Regions from separate parts of the Mus musculus genome. Here region 1 is linked to region 2. A link is a loop called in an ENCODE intact Hi-C map of the cell type or tissue named here. Cell type or tissue: left cerebral cortex. All regions are shown on one strand. Links, peaks and the distances in the headings refer to the core of each region. The heading gives the core; the rest is flanking DNA.

The links. Hi-C counts contacts between places; a loop is a spot of excess contacts. Peaks named below come from ENCODE experiments on the same cell type or tissue, not always from the same donor. Only the 100,000 strongest peaks of a DNase experiment are listed, where the experiment ranks them.
Region 1: a loop joins it to region 2, with 10 times the contacts of the local background. A loop is called at or near these places in 16 of 42 quality-filtered maps.

Annotation. Positions count from the first base shown.
Region 1 is chr1:46,064,271-46,069,649 of GRCm38, reverse strand. Dnah7b (dynein, axonemal, heavy chain 7B) reads right to left here and starts at 2,797. Exons shown (of 65, transcript NM_001368717.1): 1 at 2,646-2,797. The coding sequence starts at 2,660. In left cerebral cortex, for the core only: CTCF peaks have their summits at 645 (motif pointing left), 2,493 and 3,096; DNase peaks (open chromatin) are centred at 655, 2,568, 2,862 and 3,004; H3K4me3 peaks cover 867 bases.
Region 2 is chr1:46,414,029-46,419,407 of GRCm38, reverse strand. It overlaps the pseudogene Gm8326. Among named protein-coding and RNA genes, the nearest start is that of Dnah7c, 8.8 kb to the left of the region's middle. In left cerebral cortex, for the core only: a CTCF peak has its summit at 2,255 (motif pointing right); DNase peaks (open chromatin) are centred at 561, 2,194 and 2,580; H3K27ac peaks cover 22 bases.

The DNA.
Region 1 (5,379 bases), core at 258-5,257, 350 kb after region 2:
CATCATCGCCATCGTCATCATCATCATCGTCATCCTCTTAAGCGAATAAGCAGTTGAATGTGGCAGACAAACGATGGTCATTTGGCTCTGTATGGTTAACGAGTGCTGAGCATAGCAAGGCTGCAGCAGTTTTGCCTCCCCTGCGTTTGTGAGCAGCTTCCTAGTCGCTGAGTAGTGACACTTTAGAATTCTGGAAACTTCTTCAACTGAATCTTTTAAGTGTCTGAAGTTTTTTCCTAGCATTAAAAATGAAACGAGCAACTGGAAAAGACTTACATTTCTCTTTAAATACCGAATTTAAGAGGAAAAACCCAGACAGCTATCTCTGAAAAATGCCATGTCCCTCTCAACCTTCCACTAATGAGAGGACTATGTTAACCCCCCTCAGTAAATATGGTTCTGCCACCAGCTCACTGCTTCAAATGGAGTGACGACATAAGTAAATGTCACGTGAAAATGGAATTTCTGAAAATTTAATCCATTTTATTTGTTTTAGATTAAAGTATAGAACTTTCATCTTTTCAAAAGGAAAACTGTACTCTTAAATTAGCATAGAAGGATCAAGATGAGTTTTAAAATTGCAAAATCAACCAAAGCAGTAGGAGAGAGCCCTCTGCTGCTTAAAGCAGTGCCTGGGAATTAGCAAGACTCCCCGGTGGCTTCATAATGAGCATTCTTGGTGATTCCAAGATTTCTTCTATAAACCATGGCCTGTCTGGGGGTTGTCGGGAGACCAGGGGGGTTGGGTCCCAGTATCATCTTATAAAGTGAAGCAAGCTTGACTTCCAATGACGGTTTGGTGGCTGCTTCCTAGCTAGAGCTGGATAGGTGAAAGGAATTAATAAAAATACCTTTCCAGGAAAACCACTGTACAGTTAATAAAAGAAGTATTTTAGATTTTGACAGTATAGATTGTGGTTGCATGATTGGGCCAAAGACTTACTTGGCCATCAAGCAAATGAGCAACTCGAGTATAGATGGTAACGAGCTGTGATTTTGTTAAGAATCACACGGGGAGGTCTAGTGATTGCTTGGGTGGTTTTTGTTGTGTTTTTTCCTGTTACATGTATCTGTAATTTGGGGAGATTCTTTCCTCATTTGTTCGTGTACTGGTCATTGTTAATTGTACTTAGATATATGAAACAAGACACCTGTCTCTTAGTTCTCAATTAATATGTGGATTGCAAAAAAAAAAAAAAAAAAAAAAAAAAAACTGAAAACTTTTTCCAGCATTTAGATAACTACTGCTTACTTGGTTAGCAGGCTTGCCATCCTTTGCTAGTACTCTATAACCTATATAATCTATAACTATAGCTGTAATAGGATAGATATGACATGTCTTTCCAAGGAGCTCTTGTGTCCAGGGGTGACACCAGTTGGTGATGAAAATGCTACTTTCACCCATAAATTAATGTAAGTTTGTGGGAATGGGCCATTGAGAGTAAAGCCCTGCTGAAGAATGTAGGCTATTGGGGGTGTGCTTTCAACCTGTTGCTCTTTCTCTAGCCTCTTCCCCAGTGCTCTCTGCCATGCCCTCCTCCCTGCTTTGATATAGACTTCAGTCCAGCGCCCAGAAACACCCAGAACCCAGCGACCTCTCAAGCAATGAGACAAAATAAGAATTTTCTCTCTGAGTTGCCTTGCTCTGTTTTGTCACAAAACCTAAATAGCACAAGATTGTAAACTACCCTCCCCTGTGAGGAAGTGTATTTGCCGGTGACTATGCGTGTGCGTGCGTGTGTGATAGGTCCATGTTTTGTGTAAGGGTGCCCCTGCCTCTGCACAGAAGCCAGTGAATCACTCACTGACTTACTACTTTGAGACAAGGTCTCTCACTGGACCAGATACTAAGGGGTTGGATGGGAAGTTGCAGCAATCCTCCTGTCTCTGCCCCTCACAGTGCTGGGTTACAGGCAACCTCAGTCACACTGGGCCTTGAAGTGGGTGCTGGGGATTTGAGTCTATGTCTTCATGTCTTCATATCAAGCTCTTAAGCACTAAGCCATCTCCCCAACCCCCACATCATCTTTTGCAGCCATTTTCACAACAAACTGAATTTATAAGAGAAACCACTATGGAGGGATGAAAACTCTTAAAAGCTGAGTACAATTTTCAGATTCAGAATCAACTTCATTTTATTTGGGTTGAGCTGGCATCAAAACCATTGACCATGTTTCATGCTATAGTTACTCAAGTTCAACAAATAGAGATTTTTAATTTTAGGCAGTATCTATTGTAGATTGCATCTTTTATTGCATACCACTGGACTAAGTGAGAACCGGGGTGACCTGTAATCTCAGCACTGGCGGGGGCGAGAGAGGGTGTTGCGAGTTTAAAGCCAGCCTGGCCTAAATACTGGACCCCAGGCCAGCTTGGGGTGGGAAGGCTTGGTAAATAGCAAGTCTCTGTCCCCTGGTTGGGGAGGGGAGTCCATGCCAACAGAGACGTCCCGCCCACCCTTCTCCCACCCAAACACTCCCAGTGTGCAGCTGGGGTCGCTGTGGAGCCAGTTTTGTGTCCCGTTGTTACAATAACAACCAGGTCCAGCGGTTGGGAAGGAAACTGGAGGGAAACGCTCAACGCCGGGGCGGTACTGCTCCTGTGTGCCTGGCCCCCGGGATCGACCCTGGCGGCCCAGCTCTCACCTTCTTGCTGCTCATGGCGGCAAGGACTTGCGGGCCAGGCAGGATCGGCCGGGATCGTTGCTGCGGGAGTCAGAAACAGAAGACCAGAGTTGTTCGCCGCTGGACTGCTTGCTTGGTCTCAACACTCTTCTGAGCTGAGAGCTTTAACCGCCAAGGTCGATTCGTTGCTAAGCAACAAACTGGCGGAATCCACTTCCGGTCATCTGCATCTGCGAGATTTGGAGCAGAACTTTCTGAGAGGTCGAGCAGAGTGGCTCTCTGAGGCATAGGTAGCTTCCAACCCAGCCCTCACCCTCCTTAAGGGTGGGTGGCAACTGTGCTCCTGTACCCAAGGCCTGGCCCCTTCTCTTCTTCATGGGACCGGGAAATCCCATCTTTTCCTCTTCTCCAGCAGTTAGCTTCTGCCCTCTTTATTAACACAATCAAGAAACAGTTAGGGAATCAATAGCTCCCTCTACAGAATATTGCTGGATATTGTTCACTGTTGGTTGCTAGTGCAATTTTAAAAGTGATAATTCTTCTCTATCCTAGCTAGCTCTCAAATAAATGAGAAACAGACTATAAGATTTATTAATCAAGCTGCTTTAGAGCATAGTAGCTGAGCCATTATTAATTGATTCTATTCCTTTAAACTATCTGCCTACCTCCTAGCCCAAATCCCTGAGATACTTGCAGTATGGTATTGATTTAGCTCTTTCTCTTTCTGCTCCAAGTGTGGGTTCCCATGGTGTCTTTTCCACACTCTTCTCCTGGTGACACTTTGCTTCTCTCTCTCCCCGTCCCCTGTCTGAGATCAGAAGTCCAGCCCTATTCTCTTTTCTGATTGGCTGATCAGCTTTTATTAGCAAATCAGAGACTACATGGGAAGCAATGTTTACACAATATTCAGGCAGAAGGCACATAGAATAACCATTACATGGCATGTTCAAGTTGCAACCAGATATGGGGGCAGAGAGATCAACATTTGAATAATCCAAGGATAATCTTTACACAGTGCGCAATAACATTATGCTTACAATTGGTTCTCTTCTGGCCCCTCCCAGTGCTGCTGTATCACAATGCACCACTCCAAAGCTCCATGGTATGCTCACCCCTGACGACCTGAAATCATTAGTTTACTCTCTTTCAGAAGCCTTTGATATCACTTATCACATCCCTTAAAACACCTTTTGCCTCGGTTGTCTTATTATTCTATTTTCTTTTTACCTCCTCACTTTTTCTGAGCTCTTTTTTAGGGTTCCCCCTTCTGTTCAGTTTTTAAGCTATTGGTATTTAGTATTTAGGTTGTTTTAAAAACAGATTTCCATTTGTTCTTGTTTTACATACTTTGTGAACTTTTTAATTGGAGCTTAAGGATTTGATGTTTGGGGCATGGGGTGATTCTAGTTTTCTGAGTTACCATTAGGCTGTTTTTCCTTAGTAGGGATACCAGTTTACACTGCCCTGTAGTGCAAGGTGTCTGGCTCTTCTGCATCCTTGCGAGTACTTGTTAATATTCTGAGTATAAATCTCTTATCCAGTATAACATTTGTAAAGAATTGTTTTTTTCCACATATTGCCATTTTAGTCTGATAGTTATAGTTTAGTTAGTTTAGTTAGTTAGATAGATAGATAGATAGATAGATAGATAGATAGATAGATAGATAGTTTAGTTGCACAAAGGATTTGCCTTTGAATAGGGTTGAGTTAGTTTGTCTTCTTCTGTTATTTGGGGGGTCAGATCTAATAAGTTAATGCAAAACCCAGTGCCATAGAGCCAGTGAAATAGCTCAGTGTGTAAGGACATTTGCTACCAAGTCTGCTACCCTGAGTTCAATCTTTGGAACATGCATGGTAAAAGGAGAGGAGGCTAATGCCCACAGGTTGTCCTCTGACCTCTACATGCTCCTCCCAGTAAATAAATATATGAAACCAAAAGAGGGGACTGGAGAAATGGCTCAGTGGTTAAGAACACTGTCTGCTTTCCCAGAGGTCCTGAGTTCAATTCCCAGCAAACACATGGTGGGTCACAACCATCTGTAGCAGGGTCGGATACCCTCTTCTGGCATCTGGGTACATGCAAATAGAACACTCATGTGTATAAAATAAATAAGATTTTAATAAAAAATAAAACCAAAAGAAAATCAAGTGCCATGGAACCCTTTCTCTGTTTCCATTAAAGGGTTTAATGTTTTAGTTCTTCCATGTAGGTAATACACCTACAGGAGGTAATTTTTATATGTGACATTAAGTATCTATGTCACATTTGTGCACATGGATATCTACTTTCCTCAGTATCATTTGTTGTGAAGATATTTTGAGACTCCCATCAGGGTAGAGCAAGGTTCCTAACTCACTGAGAACTCAACTATGGAGTACAGTTTACATCTTCTCAGAAGTTTTATACAATTTCTCCAATAATTCTGTAAGTGGTAGAAGTGTTAAGAGATTATGGATTAGATAAGAAAATAGTGTTTATTTGTCAGATTTAATTGACTTTTATTAAGAACTTTTATCAGCAAGTAGAGTCAATAAGTAGAGTTATAAAGTACAAGCATAATTTTTAACAAATTAGTAAAAAACCAGTTTTTACTTGAAGCAGTACAGATAGAAGAACTACTATTCATCAGTGAATATAACATTCTAAGATACACAGATAAAAACATTGGTGTCTTTGTTTCTTCTTGCTCTTCTTCTTCTTCTTCTTCTTCTTCTTCTTCTTCTTCTTCTTCTTCTTCTTCTTCTTTTGGTTTTT
Region 2 (5,379 bases), core at 92-5,091:
TAAAAGCAACCACCCAAGACAGACAGAAGCCTGAGATGGCCAGCCATTTCCCATCAATAAGCATACTTCAGTCCTTGCCTTCTGGACACATGCCCCGGTCTCAAAGGCCTATAGTTGTCATGGCAGACATCCCATTACTGTGACTTTCTGCGTTGCTTCTGCAGCCTCCCATTCATACTGCTTCCCTGGCCAACTTCTCGCTTGCAGGATCCTGCTTCTAAATCTGTCTGCAGCAAGGCACCTTGCCAAAATTCTAGAAAGAAACCCATTTAATGAAATTCGGCAAAAGCAGTGCTTTTGTGTGTGTAGGTTGTCCTGTACTCTGTCAGGCAGAAGGAATGTGGCACATGGGGCTGGGTTCCCACAGTAATTCTCTTCATTGTCTGGGATGCCACAAACTGAAACATGAAAGAAAAAAGCAATCCCTTCTCCTTGCCTTTCAGACTAAGCCCAGCTCAAGATCCTGACAGGCATCAATGGATTCCTCAAAGTGAGTTTTAGATCAGAGATGCCAAGCTACCAGGTTCGTCAAGTGACAGGGAGGCATTATTTCACTCCTGTTATCTGTCTCCCGTAGCGTTTATGTCAGCTACGTAGAGCTTCCCTTGGGTAGAGTTATCAGTATAGATTTACTAATCTATAAATGTGGAAGTGCATTTTAGGTAAGTAGAGTGGGTTCCCAGCTAACTGAGTATGAAAGGCTAAGTGGAGAACAGAAATTTGCTTCATATTTTAGTTCCCCTAGCTCTGTGTCCAGTTGGATATTTTCTGACCTGTGCTCTCTTCACAGTTTACAGTGCTGGGTTATTTTTGTTTTGTTGGTAAGATGACTTTTTTATTGAATATAGACCAAATGCTTGTTTAAGGATCATATACACCAATTCTTATGCTGATTCTAGGACAATCTTTTTTATAAGAAGACTTTTTTTTCTTTTTTTTTTTTTTCCTTTAGAATATATTGTCTTAGCACTAGCACTTAGGAGGTAGATGCTGGAGAATTAGTAGTTGAAGGGCAACTTTGGCTATGTAGATATTTGCAGTGAGCTTCTTAGGCCATATGATTTTGTCCCAAATAAGTAAACAAATAAGGGACAATGAGATGGCTTAGTAGGTAAAGGCAATTGCCACCAAGCCTGATGGCCAGAGTTCAATCCCCAGGCCGCACATGGTGGAAGGCAAGAGCCTACTCTCAAAATTGGTCCTCTGAAGTCCACACACAGACTGCACACAGGCATACACACAGTAACACAGATAAATGTAAAAACAAAGCACATTGTCTAAGCTCAAGCCACCCAAAGTCCTGGGTTTTGTGATTTTCTTCCTTAGTTTATTTCGTGACTCTCATTTTTGAAACTGTGGACATGTTGAAGGAAGTAGTATGTGTGGTGTTAATTCTTCTTTGTATCAGGCAGGCCAACTAGGAATCTGACTGGAGAAGGCAGGGAGGGAGTAACGGTGACTGGGAAGGTTGGGGGTCGGGGGAGGACAAATCAGAGATTGCTCTGGAGGAAACGCAGATGTGAGGAACCAGGCTAAGGTCAAAAGTCAGCTAGGGTTTGGCTGGCTGGCTGGCCTTTTGGTCTAAGCCACTTGGTAGATGGTGGAAGGTGAAAGAAATTAGAAATTAGGGGTTAAATATGTTTAAGTTTAAGGTGACTATTAGATAACCAAGAAAGATGTTGGGATGGAAATAAGCCAGACAGCTCTGGCTGCATTAGTAGTCAGGGTATAGATCTGAAGTTCATCCACAGATGATGCTATCAAGTAAGGTAGAGATGGGGAGTTAGGAGAAAGGCAGGGAGAGAGAGGAGGGAAGAGAGAGGAAGGGAGAGAAATTGTGTTTATACTTTGGTTCCTTAACTATCAAGTTCAGCTGGATTTACCCTGGACCTCTCTCTCTCACAGTTTGGATGGTTTGTTGTTACTGTTTCATTTTGCTGCTGAGATGGTTTTATCGTGGAGGGGAGCAGACCCTGGGGTTCCCATTTCTCTTTCAGGACACTTTTAAAAAATATCATACATTTTCCAACTTTTTAACAAAGTTATGCAAGTTCAAAGTCAAAGTCACAGCAGATAGATTAGATATGAAAGAACCCCACAAAATAAGGCTGGCAGTTCATGCATGCGGTATTTGTTCAATAAAACACTGAAATATATGTGGAACAATTCCTAGGAAAACAAACAGCAATGCTGCTTTCTTACTGCATTTTGACCTTCAACTAATCACAACCAGACAAACGAGAGTGACTGCGTTACTTTCTTTGAACACTAGAGGGAGATATATTCACTTGCAAATTGGTGAGAGAAACTTGTTTTTGTTTATTATTATTATATTATTATTATTATTATTATTATTATTATTATTATTATTATTATTATTATTATTTTATGGTGCCAATTTAAATAGTTTTATTATTCCATGTTACTTGTTTTGGGTCCCTGTGGAACAATGCTACATCCTCTTCTTGGACTGATTTAATCCACCTCTTCAATGGTGGGGCCTGAAGAAGCACCACCAGATGGGGGAGCTCCTCCACCTTGGAAGCCACCAGGCATTCCCTCAGGCATGCCACCAGCACTCTGGTACAGCTTGGTAATGATAGGGTTGCAGACTTTCTCCAGTTCTTTCTGCTGATGCTCAAATTCTTCCTTCTCTGCAGTCTGGTTCTTATCCAGCCAGCGGATGATTTCATTGCACTTGTCAATCTTCTGTTTGTCTTCATCTTTGATCTTGCCTTGAAGTTTCTCATCTTCAACAGTTGCTTTCATGTCGAAGGCATAGGACTCCAGTGAATTCTTGAAGAAAACCTTATCTCTCTGCTTCTCATCCTCAGCTTTGTACTTCTCAGCTTCTTGGAGAAGTACATGCGCTCAATTTCTTCCTTACTCAAGTGGCCTTTGTCATTGGGGATGGTGATCTTGATCTCCTTTCCTGTGGTCTTATCTACAGCAGAAACATTAAGGATGCCTTTGGCATCGATGTCAAAAGTAACCTCAATCTGAGGAACCCCACGGGGTCCTGGAGGGATGCCCGTGAGCTCAAACTTTCCAAGCAGGTTGTTGTCCTTGGTCATGGCCCTTTCACCTTCATACACCTGAGTGAGTACACCAGACTGGTTATCACAGTCGGTGGTGAATGTCTGTGTCTGCTTGGTGGGGATGGTGGTATTGCACTTGATGAGGACAGTCATGACTCCGCCAGCAGTTTCAATACCAAGGGAAAGAGGAGTGACATCCAAGAGCAGCAAATCCTTAATGTTCTCAGACTTGTCTCCAGATAGAATGAATGGCTGCCTGGACAGCTGCACCACTGGCAACAGCTTCATTGGGGTTAGTGCTCTTGTTCAGTTCTTTTCCATTGAAGAAGTCTTGCAGAAGTTTCTGAATCTTGGGGATTCTGGTAGAACCACCCACCAAAACAATATCATGGATCTGTGACTTGTTCAGTTTGGCATCTCGAAGGGCCTTCTCTACAGGGTCCAGTGTGCCACAGAACAGGTCAGCATTCAATTCCTCAAATCGAGCCTGGTAACGGAGGTATAGAAGTCAATTCCCTCATAGAGAGAATCAACCTCAATACTGGCCTGGGTGCTGGAGGAGAGGATGCACTTGGCCTGCTTGCAGGCAGTGCGAAGACAGCAGACAGCTATCTTGTTCTCTCTGATGTCTTTCTTGTGCTTTCGCTTAAACCCAGCAATGAAATGATTGACCATTCGGTTGTCAAAATCTTCTCCACCCAAGTGGGTGTCTCTAGCTGTTGATTTGACTTCAAAAATTCCATCCTCAATAGTGAGGATTGACACATCAAAAGTGCCACCTCCCAAGTCAAAAATGAGCACGTTCCTTTCAGCTCCGACCTTATCTAAGCCATAAGCAATAGCAGCAGCAGTTGGTTCATTGATGATTCGAAGTACATTGAGGCCAGCAATAGTTCCAGCATCTTTTGTTGCCTGTCGCTGGGAGTCATTGAAGTAAGTGGGCACTGTGACCACAGCATTGGTAACAGTCTTTCTGAGGTACGCTTCTGCAATTTCCCTCATCTTTGTCAGAACCATGGAGGACACTTCCTCTGGGTAGAAACATTTTGTCTCCTATTTGTATTCCACTTGGACCTTGGGTTGTTGGGAGCTATTAAGACAACACTATTCTCCTGATCTCTGAATTGGGCCTCTCCCTCCAAGAAGAAAAGGGGGTCAAAAGTGGGCCACCGACACACCATTCCGAGAACAACCACAGAATGTTCCAGCCCTAAGTCAGCGCCAGATGTCCTGACCACACCCTGATACCACTAAGTTCCTGCTTCCCCGTGTAGCTGCCAAAAGAAAAATTTCTATTGCCCCACCCCTCCCACTGATAAGTACTTCCCCTTTTGCTTGTGCAGTTCTATTGCCCCACCCCTCCTTCTGAAAGGCACTTCCCCCTTTGCTTTCGTATTTAAGCCTTGGGCCTTGCTCAATACATTGGGACCTTGATGTTACTCAGACTGCTTCCGTGTGTCATTCATTACACAAGGTTCTTGTCTCTCAACCCCCCCCCCCCCATTTGGTTCTTAGGAGAAGGTCCCCTCGAGACCCTCGAATAACTGGACCTGCTGGATGGGTCATTGGGTCTGCCTGCATCATTCACCACCATGAAGGGCCAGTGCTTCATATCAGACTGAACAATAGCATCATCAAACCTACGCCCGATCAGACGTTTGGCATCAAAAACTGTTGGTGAGGTTCATTGCAACCTGATTCTTGGCCCCGTCCCCAGTTAATCGCTCTGTGTCCATGAAAGCAACATAGCTCAGCGTGGTGCAGTTACCCTGGTCATTGGCAATAATTTCCACCTTTCCATGCTGGAAGACACCCACACAGGAGTAGGTGGTGCCAAGATCAATGCCAACTGCAGGTCCCTTAGACATGGTTGCTTGTGTGTAGGCCCGGCTGTGCTGATGATGAGACCACACGAATGCACGACAGCTGCTGCTGCTTCCGAGTTCAATGAGCGAAACTTGTTTTTAGATTGAACTTCACTTTTAACATGAAACTTTTAAAATGAACTATTTAAATTTTACCATTTTGCAGTCACCAAGAAGCACAGACATGTGTTAAGATTGAAGTAAATGACACACATGAAAAGCAAATTGACTTCTTTGTCAGATTTTTATGAATGGGTTCCATTGTATTTGGTGATTGTATTCTGTATTTTGGGGGCCATACCTTAAGTCATTTTCCTCTTGAGTAATATGAAGCAGGAAATACACAGACTGGCCAGTTATTGGTTGTATATGCATCAGTTCTTCCTCTCTGGGAGCTTGAGACTTGTACATTGTAAGTCAAATCATCAAAAGCTTCTAGAGACTGGTGTCTGGATGCCTGAATGCTTTCACTTCAC